Linked DNA regions of Homo sapiens: region 1 is linked to region 2. Evidence: chromatin contacts called from ENCODE Hi-C or POLR2A ChIA-PET data. All regions are on one chromosome and are shown on one strand. The core of a region is the stretch at or near the end of the contact, and the rest is flanking DNA. Distances in the headings are between cores, read along the strand shown.

Region 1 (4,633 bases), core at 782-3,281, 670 kb before region 2:
TCCCCCCTCCATATCCAGCGGATATTTTTCTCGTTCTGAGAAGTGCAAGAAACTTGCAGGACCAGGAAGACAAAGGATTTGGATACAGGCTGGGTGGGAGGACGGGACTGGGTTACACCGAGAACCCCTCTGAGACCCCCAGCCTTGACGGCATGTTTGTCGCAGGCGCCCCTGTGCTGGGCGCTAGCTGCGGGGCTCTGCGGAGGAAAAAAACTGTACGATCCAGGCTTCTCCTCGCCTTCCTGTGGGTTTTGCCGACAGGCTCCAGAAAACAGTGGGGCTTCCCATCTCTGCGTGCTGACTACCCACGCGCAGGAACGCGCCACGCAGGTGGCGTCGCGGTGCAAATAGCAGAGGGGCGCTGAGCCCCGCAGGCTGCAGGGAGACGGGGTCCTCGGGGGACGCACGGCGAAGCCCCATTCCTCGTTCTTATGGAAGGGGACACCGAGGCTGGGGTGGCTGAGGGCTTGCCCAAGCTCACAGAGCCAGATAAGAACGTCCCTTTTCTGCTCCAGCGCCCCCACTACCGTGGGCGCCTCCTTTTCCAACTCCCCAAACCCTTAGAAAGGAATCCCTTTGTCTCTGCTCCTCCCGAGGGGAGAGGGGCTGGGGCTGTGTCTGACTCCGGGCGAACGCCAGGTGTTGGTAAATTTGGGAGAAGCTGGGAAGGGAGTTAATGAGGTGAGAATGAAGTGAAGGAGAAAAAAAGCGGAGATAGCTGCTCCGCGGGCTGCGGGCGGGCGGGGCAGCCTCTCCTCCGCGGCCCGAGGGCGCCGCCTGGAGGCCAGAGGCAACACCGCGCCAGCCCCGCGAGCTTCCCCGCTTCGCTAAGGCGGGGCTGCCCAGTCCCAGCCCGCATGCTTCCACTCCCACCCTCCAAAGTGGAGCGGCTAAAGACGGACTTGGAGACTCGGAATCCTCACTGTACAAAGAGCCCTACCATCCCGTTTCCCATCCTCCCCTTCCCACACCGAGAAAGCAGGGCCCCGAGCAAGCCCCATTTCCTGATTTCGCCGGACACCCGGCTTGCCGCTCCCTAGCTGAACCCCACCTCTGTGCCTCAGTTTCCTCATCTGTGAGATGAGGCAGCGATAGTGCCTATCTCACGGGGTGCTGGGAGGAGCAGATGCGATCGTGTTAGGGAACTTTTTTTGTTTGTCTGTTTGTTTGAGACGGAGTTTCGCTCTTGTCGCCCAGGCTAGAGTGCAGTGGCGCAATCTCCGCTCGCTGCAACCTCCGCCTCCCGGGTTCAAGCGGTTCTCCTGCCTCAGCCTCCCGAGTAGCTGGGATTACAGGCGCCCGCCACCACGCCCGGCTAATTTTTTGTATTCGTAGTAGAGACGGGGTTTTGCCATGTTGGGCAGGCTGGTCTCGAGCTCCTGACCTCAGGTGACCCGCCCGCCTCGACCTCCCAAAGTGCTGGGATTACAGGCGTGAGCCACCCTGCCCGGCCAGGGAACGTTCTTTATAAAAGCGGAATTGTGCCCGAATTGCCCCAGCTTACTGAGGAGGTAAACTGAAACACGTTTGGGAAGGAGAATTGCCGAGGCCCTATTAACTAATGCTCAATATTGCAGGGATAAGCCCCAGCTCCGGGTCCTCGACTCTGCTGCCTCGCCTGGACTCCTGATTCCTCATTCCTCTCCTTTCCGTCCCAGGTTGCGTCTGTCCGGGTTTCCCCCTCTGTCTCCGTGGCTCTCAGCCTTGTCCTCTGAGCGTCCTTCTCCCTCTCGCTGTGTCTGCCCGGTCTCTCCTGGGTCTCCGGTTCTGCCGCCTCCTGTCCCTCCTTCCGGCTGCCCCGGCCAGAGGGGCTCGAAGGCGCGTTGGGGCCCGGGGCCACGCTGGGAGACACGCCTTCGGCCGCGCCTAATTCGAGCCAGGCGCGGGACGCGTCCCCCGGCCGGGCGGAGCGGGAGGGGACGCCCGCCGCGCTCGGCCTCCCCGGGCCCCGACCCCTCCTTTGTAATTTGAATAAAACGCCTCCCCCGCCCGCGCGCCGCCTTAACCCGCCGCCTCCGCTCTCCCCGGCTGCAGGCGGCGTGCAGGACCAGCGGCGGCCGTGCAGGCGGAGGACTTCGGCGCGGCTCCTCCTGGGTGTGACCCCGGGCGCGCCCGCCGCGCGACGATGAGGGCGCGGCCGCAGGTCTGCGAGGCGCTGCTCTTCGCCCTGGCGCTCCAGACCGGCGTGTGCTATGGCATCAAGTGGCTGTGAGTAGGGACCCCGCGTCCACGCGCACAGGCCAGGGACTGGGGCGGCGGAGGGCGTTTTGGGGTCCCCTGGATGGGGCGAGCGCACCAAGACCCGGGAGCCTAAGCTGGCTTGGCGGTCGTGGGCAAGTCATCCCTCAGCCTCTGTTTCCTCCTCTGTAAAATGTCCCTGCCTCCCGCAGGCTTGCGAAAAGGGAGTGAGACGGGCGTGGACCACAATGGAAGCGCCTGGTCCTGTGCAGCTGACGGTGGCGCAAGGGCCACGGAGTTTCTGGCCACCTCCGCAGGGGCAGATGGAAAAAGACATTCTGTTCAGGGGGCGCAATCCAGAGCGGCCAGCCCAGGAGCGGTCCTTGTCCGTCAGTCTCCTTGACCCTAGCGGGAGTTCCGCTGAGACACTCCTGACCCCTCCACCTGGGCGACCTTGGGAAAGTGTCACTCTACTTCTTGGGGCCTCCTTGTCCTCCTCTGTCACGGGAGGGTGAGACTCCCCACCTCCCTCAAATCAGATGAGAAGAGGCTCCTGAAAGGACCTCAGAAGCTGTCAGATGCCACTGTGCACATGTGCAGGGCATTCCTTTAGATAGAAATTATTCACGCAGGGGTAGGAGGGAGAGAGAGGCTTGGTGCCGAGCTGAAGGGAGTGCCTGCTCAGGGGGCTGGGGGTGGTGAAGAGAGGAGTAAACACCAGCCCCTTCCCGGAGGAGCTGCGCTCTAAGTTGAGAGAGATAAGCCCAGGCTGTAAATAACTCCACAAGTGTCCAAGTGCCCGAGGAGAAACCAGAGCGGGAATCTGGAGGCCTAGAGGAAGGAAGCCCACCTGGTGGGGACACAGATGTGAGACACCGGGAAGCTTTTCCGAGGCTGTGCCTCTGGTGACTGAAGCGCTGCTGGGAGTTGGCTGGTTCGGGCAATGGAGAGGACGCTGTGGGCAGAGGGGCTCCCTGAGAGGGAAAGTCCAGGACAGGACAAGGGTCTGGAATCTGGGGCCAGGGCAGGGAGCCTGCAGATAAGACAGCAGGGGGCAGGTTGTGGGGGCTGGGGAGGGCGCTGCAAAGGGTTTGTGAATTAGTTGGAAGACAGGGTGATAGTGGCTGCGCCGCCAGCAAACAGTCTGGAGGTCACTGGCCCTGCCCCTTCTCAGGCCAAGTTATTGATTAATTGACGATTCGAGGAGGGAACCCCGTCTTCCTGCCTTTCTTGTTTACAAGAAGCCTGGTCTCAGCAATCTCCCAGCCCTGGGCACTAGCTTTTCCCAGCTGTCCCTGAGGAGTTCTGTGAGAAACCAGCCACCTTCCTTTTGCAATGGGGTACCCAGCACTGTTCCAGCTGGCAGGGACCTCCGATCAGCGAGTCCAAGCTCTCTCATCCACCGCCACCATTTTACAGATAAGGATACTAAGGTCCAGGGAAGGAGAGGATTGGCTGAAGGAGCGTCAGAGGCCTTGCAGTGGGCTTGGGTGTCATTTGCCGCCCATAAGAGTCCTGTGGGGTCACTGCCATCATCCCTGCTCCACAGTGGGAACACCGAGACCCTGCAAAGGGCATGATGCACGCAAGCCCCCACGCTGGCCTGTGGTGGGATGGACGGCTGGCTAAACCTGACGTCCATGTCCTCTGTCCCCACTGCAAAGTCAGGCTGCCACAGAAATGGGTACAACTCATTGTGTGCCTTAAATAAGCCCCCAGGCTCTTGGGGGAGATGGACATATAGAAATACAAAGTGGACTATGGTCTGTGTCCTAGCAGAGGGAGCATGGCAGCCCAGAGGAGGAGTGATCAGTTCTATCTAAGGGAGATGCATAGGCCAGGATTGGAAGGACAGGGAGGATTTGGATGGTCAGAGACGGAGTGCAAAGCAGGCGTCCTAGGCGGGAGGCACAGCACGAGCAGAAGCCTGGAGGCCGAACAGCGCATGCGGGGAGACCTGGAGAAACCAGGCACCACAAGAGCCTACTCCTAAGTGCCCCAGACGCTGCTCCGAGAGCTTGGGTCATGTAAGTTAGATCATACTGCACTCCTATGAGAAACTGATAGTCTAGCAATAGGGGATTAAAGTCTTGCTAGAGTTTAAGATAGAGGGGGAGGTGGGAAAAGGGGTGGAGTTTAAGAATAACAACGATCTGTGTATGCATGTGTATATATAGATACACGTGTGTAGGCCACGTGCATATATCTATGTATATGTACATATATGTCTACACACACATGGCCTCACTTTGTGCTAGGTGCCGTTCTAAGTGCCTTATGTATATTGTTCCATTTAAATATCCCAACCACCCTGTGAGGTGGGTGCTGCTATTACCCCCGTTGCACAGAAGAGGAAACAGAGACTGGGGCACACAGAGATGGGGGACTCTACCTAGCAGGGTGTCACAGCTCAGAGGTAGTAGAGGCAGGATTTGAGTTAAGCTGCCTAGCTCTG
Region 2 (4,544 bases), core at 860-3,359:
TCCATCTCCCCCGTATCTTCCACTGTTCTCTCATCTAGACCTTTCCCGTCAGCATACACACATTCTATCTCATAAAAACATTCTCAGTTTTTCTCTTCATCCCCTTTCCTTCCTTCCCTTTCCATCAGAACTCCTAAAAAAGGTGGTCTAGGCCAGGCATGGTAGCTCATGCTTGTAATCCCAGCACTTTGGGAGGGTGAGGTGGGAGGATCACTTGAGCCCAGGAGTTCGAGACCAGCCTGGGCAACATGGTGAGACCCCCATCTCTAAAAATAATTTTTAAAAAATTAGCTGGGCGTGGTGGCATGTGCCTGTGATCCCAACTACCTGGGGGCCTGAGGTGGGAAAATCACCTGAGCCTAGGAGATTGAGGCTGCAGTGAGCCATGATTGCGATTGCGCTGCTGCACTCCAATCTGGGGGACAGCAAGACCCTGTCTCAAAAAAAAAAAAGAGTGGTCCTTATCTTTGTCTCCAGTTCCTTCCTCCTGTTCTCTCTCAAGCTCACTTGAACCAGCATCCCACGTTTATCACTCCACTGAAACTCTTCAAGGTCACCAAGACCTCCACATTGCTAAATCCAGTAGCCAGTCCTCAATCCTGCTCTCCCTTACCAGTAGCAGCAGCAGGGAACCTGCCAACGGCCCCTCCTTGGTTTCACTTTCGTCACCTGCCTTCCAGAATACCACACAACTGTGCTCTTCCTCCCACCTCCCTAGAGGATCCTCCTGCCCTGATATGGGAGCTCCAGAGCTCAGTCCTTGGTCCTCTTTCTTCTCCCTCAAGCACCGTTTCCTTGACAGTGTCATCCAAGTTCAAGGCTTCAGATCCCTTCTCTATGCCTGTAACTCCCACATTTCCGGACCTCTCCCAGACCCCAGACTTGTGTATCCAACTGTGTGCCTGACATCTTTACTTGGATGCCTAAGACATCTGAAAATGAACGTGTCCAATCCTGAATTCTGATCTGCTCCCCAAAACCTACCCCTCTCGTCTTCCTCATGTCAGACAAGGGTGATGTCATCCTTCTAGGTGATCAAGCCAAAACATGGGGGTCATCCTTGACTCATCTCTTTGTCTCACAACCTACATTTAATTCATCAGAAAATCCTGTGGCTCTACCTCCAAAAGACACCACAGAATCTGACTACCTGTTACACGGCTCCTGCGGTCACTGTATCTGAGCCGCCATCACCTCTCCTCAGACTGCGGCATTCCCCCCCTGTCTTTACCGTATCCCCCAGGTCTAACTTAGAAGTCAAACAATGACACCTCTTTACTTAGAACTCTACAATGCCTTCCCATTTCAACTGGAGTAAAAGTCAAATTCCTACTGCAGGCTCTAGGCCCTCTGTGATTTAATCTCTGTGACCTCGTAGGCTCGTCTTTTACCTCTCCCAACCCCATCAATCACTGCCTCCATTCCAGCCACATTGGCCTCCTAGTGTGAACACACCAGGGGCCTTCACACCTGTCATCTGCTTCAGGCTTTTACTCAAACGTCAGCTTCCTTGACTCCTCTAAGTGGCAAGTGTCCTCGCTGACACCTCCTGGTCTCCTCTGTCTCTGAGGCTCTTTCTTTTGCCCATAGCATGTATCCCATCTAATACACCACTCCTTGTATTTGTTTTGCTTATTGTCTACCTCCCTCTACTAGAAAGTAAATTTCATGAAGGCAAAATTTTTCACCGCTGTGTCCCCAGGACTGTATGAAGTAATCACTCAGTATACATTTATTTAAAGCAGGAAGAAAGGAAGGAAGCAACGAATAGCGGAACCGATTGCTCTTCTGTCCTGGAGGGTTGAGCTGCCAGAGAGGGCAGTAGAAACCAGAGGCGTGTACCTTCACATGTAGCACGATGTTCCGGGTCCCATGCTGGGTGCTGGGGACATGGCCTCATGGAAGCAGACACACAAGCTGACATTCACAGAACTGACTGGTAAATGAGTGGATAGAGGCCTCGGGGAGCCCAGAGAAGAGCTTGGGTCCAGGCAGGGCTTCTGTGAGGAAGTGACACCTGAGCCGCGTCCTGAAGTCATACCTTGCCACTCTCCTCCCACTGCCCTCTAGCCCCACTGTGACTCTGAGTCAGCAATGATTCAGAAGAGCGCAGACTTGGGTGTCAGAACCTGGGTTTGCATATTGGTTTACATGCTGGGTGGCTTTGGGCAAGTCACTTCCTCTGGCCAACCTCAGTTTTCTCATCTGTAAAATGTGACAGCGGCTGGCCTAGAGCATCTCTTAAATTCCTTCCAACTTTAACATCCATCAAGCCATGGAGGTTTGCCACTCAGATCTTCCTTTAAGAGAGTGTAGAGCAGGAGTGTCGTTAGCAACAGATCCCAGCAGCAACACCCTGGGATCTACTGCTGTGTTCCTGACAAGGCCACTTTCTCCTTGGGCAGCCCTAGCCAATGACTCAGCTCAGTGGGAGAAGGAGGTCTGGCCGTTTCTGCCCAGCAGATGTCTCCTCTGTTTTTTGTTTGTTTGTTTGTTTTTGTTTTGTTTGTTTGTTTTTGAGCCAGAGTATCACTCTGTGGCCCAGGCTGGAGCACAATGGCACAATTTCAGCTCACTGCAACCTCCGCCTCCCAGGCTCAAGCGATCCTTCTGCCTCAGCCTCCCAAGTAGCTGGGACTACAGGTGTGAGCCACCACGCCCAGCCTCTAACAGCTAATTTGTGCTCTGGCCTCCCCACTGGGCTGGCTGAGGCTTTCTCGGAGCTGCAGTGCAGTCTGAGGCTCTTTCTACTTAATCCCTCCTTCCCTTCCACCTTTCCCAGATGGTAGGCCCACCTCATGGTCAGAGGGAGGCTTCCTGGAGGAGGAGACACGGGAGCTGTGCCTTCCAGGTTGACTTGGGTGTAGAGGGCCCAGCATGTGCTGCTGAGAGCCAAGAGAGGGGAGCCACTGAGGAGTTTTAATCAAGAGAATGCTGTGCTCAGATCTGAAATAGTGGGAAGTGGATAGGAGAGGGCAAGAGAGGAGGCAGGGAGAGCACCGAAGAGGCTGACATGATGGGCACTGGCCTTGGAGGTGATTATGGGAGCCACAGGGTCAAGGAGTGGATGGAAAAATGTTTAGATGTTCAGGAGATAGAAACTCCAGAGTTGGGAGCCTGGACACTCCAGTAGCTAGCTTGCTTTCTCTTTTTTTCTTTTGTTCTCTTCCTCCCCTCCTTCCTTCCTTCCTCCCTCCCTCCCTCCCTCCCTTTCTGTCACTCCATCACACAGGCTGGAGTGCAGTGGTGCAATCTCAGCTCACCTCAACTTCCACCTCCTGGGTTCAAGTGATTCTCATCCCTCAGCCTCCCGAGTGGCTGGAATTACAGGCGCGCGCCACCAGGCCCAGCTAATTTTTGTATTTTTAGTAGAGACGGGGTTTCACCATGTTGGTCAGACTGGTCTTGAACTCTTGACCTCAAGTGATCCGCCCGCCTCGGCCTCCCAAAGTGCTGGGCTTATAGGCGTGAGCCACCATGCCTGGCCTCCAGTAGCTTTAGAATTCCCTTCCCTGCATCTCTGTGACTGACGGGCTATAGGGGGTGATGTCTAGGATGTTGGGATCTGTCACAGAGATGGAGAATACTGAAGGAGCGGCTTTAGGGGGAATCGATGCAGTTTTGGACAGCATAGGAAAACAGCCTGTTGTATAATAAGGGTGACGCTGTGTCCGGAATTGGAGGGTTCTTGGTCTCACTGACTTCAAGAATGAAGCCTCGGACCCTCGCGTTGAGTGTTACAGAAGAGAACCTGGTGTTGGGGGGCAGGGGTGCTGGGGGAAAGAAGAGAACCCGGGAGGAAGCAGTAGATGGCACTTTGAATTTATAAAATTTCATTTGGTAAAGTTAACAAAAATAAAGGGGTCTGTTTTTATTACTGATGTGGCACCCTTCTCTCCCCCACTAAACTGAACACTCCTCAAGGGGAGGGGGCAGGGTCTGATTGCATTTTGCATCTCTAGTGCCAGCCTCAGGTCTGGCATGGACTGGGCCCTCAGCACAGGTTCCTGGAACTGAGTTATTCTAGGAAGCCAGGGTTCCTATCACCACCCCCATGGTACTGGCTGGTTGGGGTATTTCTAATTTTCGGCCCTGAACAGTGCCCATGGGTGCCTCTTAAGCACATGATGAGAGGGGCAGGTGTCTTCTCTCAACTCTCCTCTTCCTTCCCCCTCCCCTGCTGCTCCTGGAGATAAGGAGGCCCCTCTGTTCTGAGAGGGTGTCAGGGCTATGTTTTGAAGGAAACTCTATCAACTTAACTGGTAGCTGTTCCCAACAGTGGAGGGGCTCAAAAAAAAAGAGCGCCAGTAGGGAGGGGACCCACCTGCATGGGTCCTTCAGTGGCCTCACCTTCAGGGGATAAAACCACAGTGTGAAAGTGTAAAAATGTTTAGTACTTACACACCCTGGAGGGCACAACAGAGGTGTCTCTGTCTCTCTCTCACACACGGACACACACACACACACACACACACACACACGTCAGGGAGTGCAGGCAGGAAGAGACAAGACCCATGGGCCACTGCCTATATTGGGTCGAGGGT

Evidence for each region. Hi-C counts contacts between places; a loop is a spot of excess contacts on that map. ChIA-PET counts read pairs that join two places held with the same protein, here RNA polymerase II (POLR2A). Pooled maps may share reads with other maps.
Region 1: a loop to region 2 is called in a pooled map, with 2.6 times the contacts of the local background. The contact joins the promoter of WNT11 here to the enhancer-like site in region 2. A Hi-C loop is called at or near these places in 1 of 168 maps with a recorded cell type or tissue (PC-9) and 4 of 50 pooled maps. POLR2A ChIA-PET finds 5 or more read pairs at or near these places in 1 of 52 experiments (WTC11).

What each region holds. Positions count from the first base shown.
Region 1 is chr11:76,203,900-76,208,532 of GRCh38, reverse strand. WNT11 (Wnt family member 11) reads left to right here and starts at 2,031. Exons shown (of 5, transcript NM_004626.3): 1 at 2,031-2,208. The coding sequence starts at 2,126. RefSeq lists silencers at 679-898, 1,879-2,118 and an enhancer at 907-1,574.
Region 2 is chr11:75,534,821-75,539,364 of GRCh38, reverse strand. No RefSeq gene overlaps it. Among named protein-coding and RNA genes, the nearest start is that of GDPD5, 11 kb to the right of the region's middle. RefSeq lists enhancers at 1,614-1,683, 1,844-1,893, a silencer at 1,883-2,383 and a cis regulatory region at 3,955-4,544. Within about 2 kb of position 2,109, at least 5 of the 41 ENCODE cell types and tissues checked have a DNase peak (open chromatin) inside an H3K27ac peak, as active enhancers do; they include PC-9, where a contact is called at or near this core.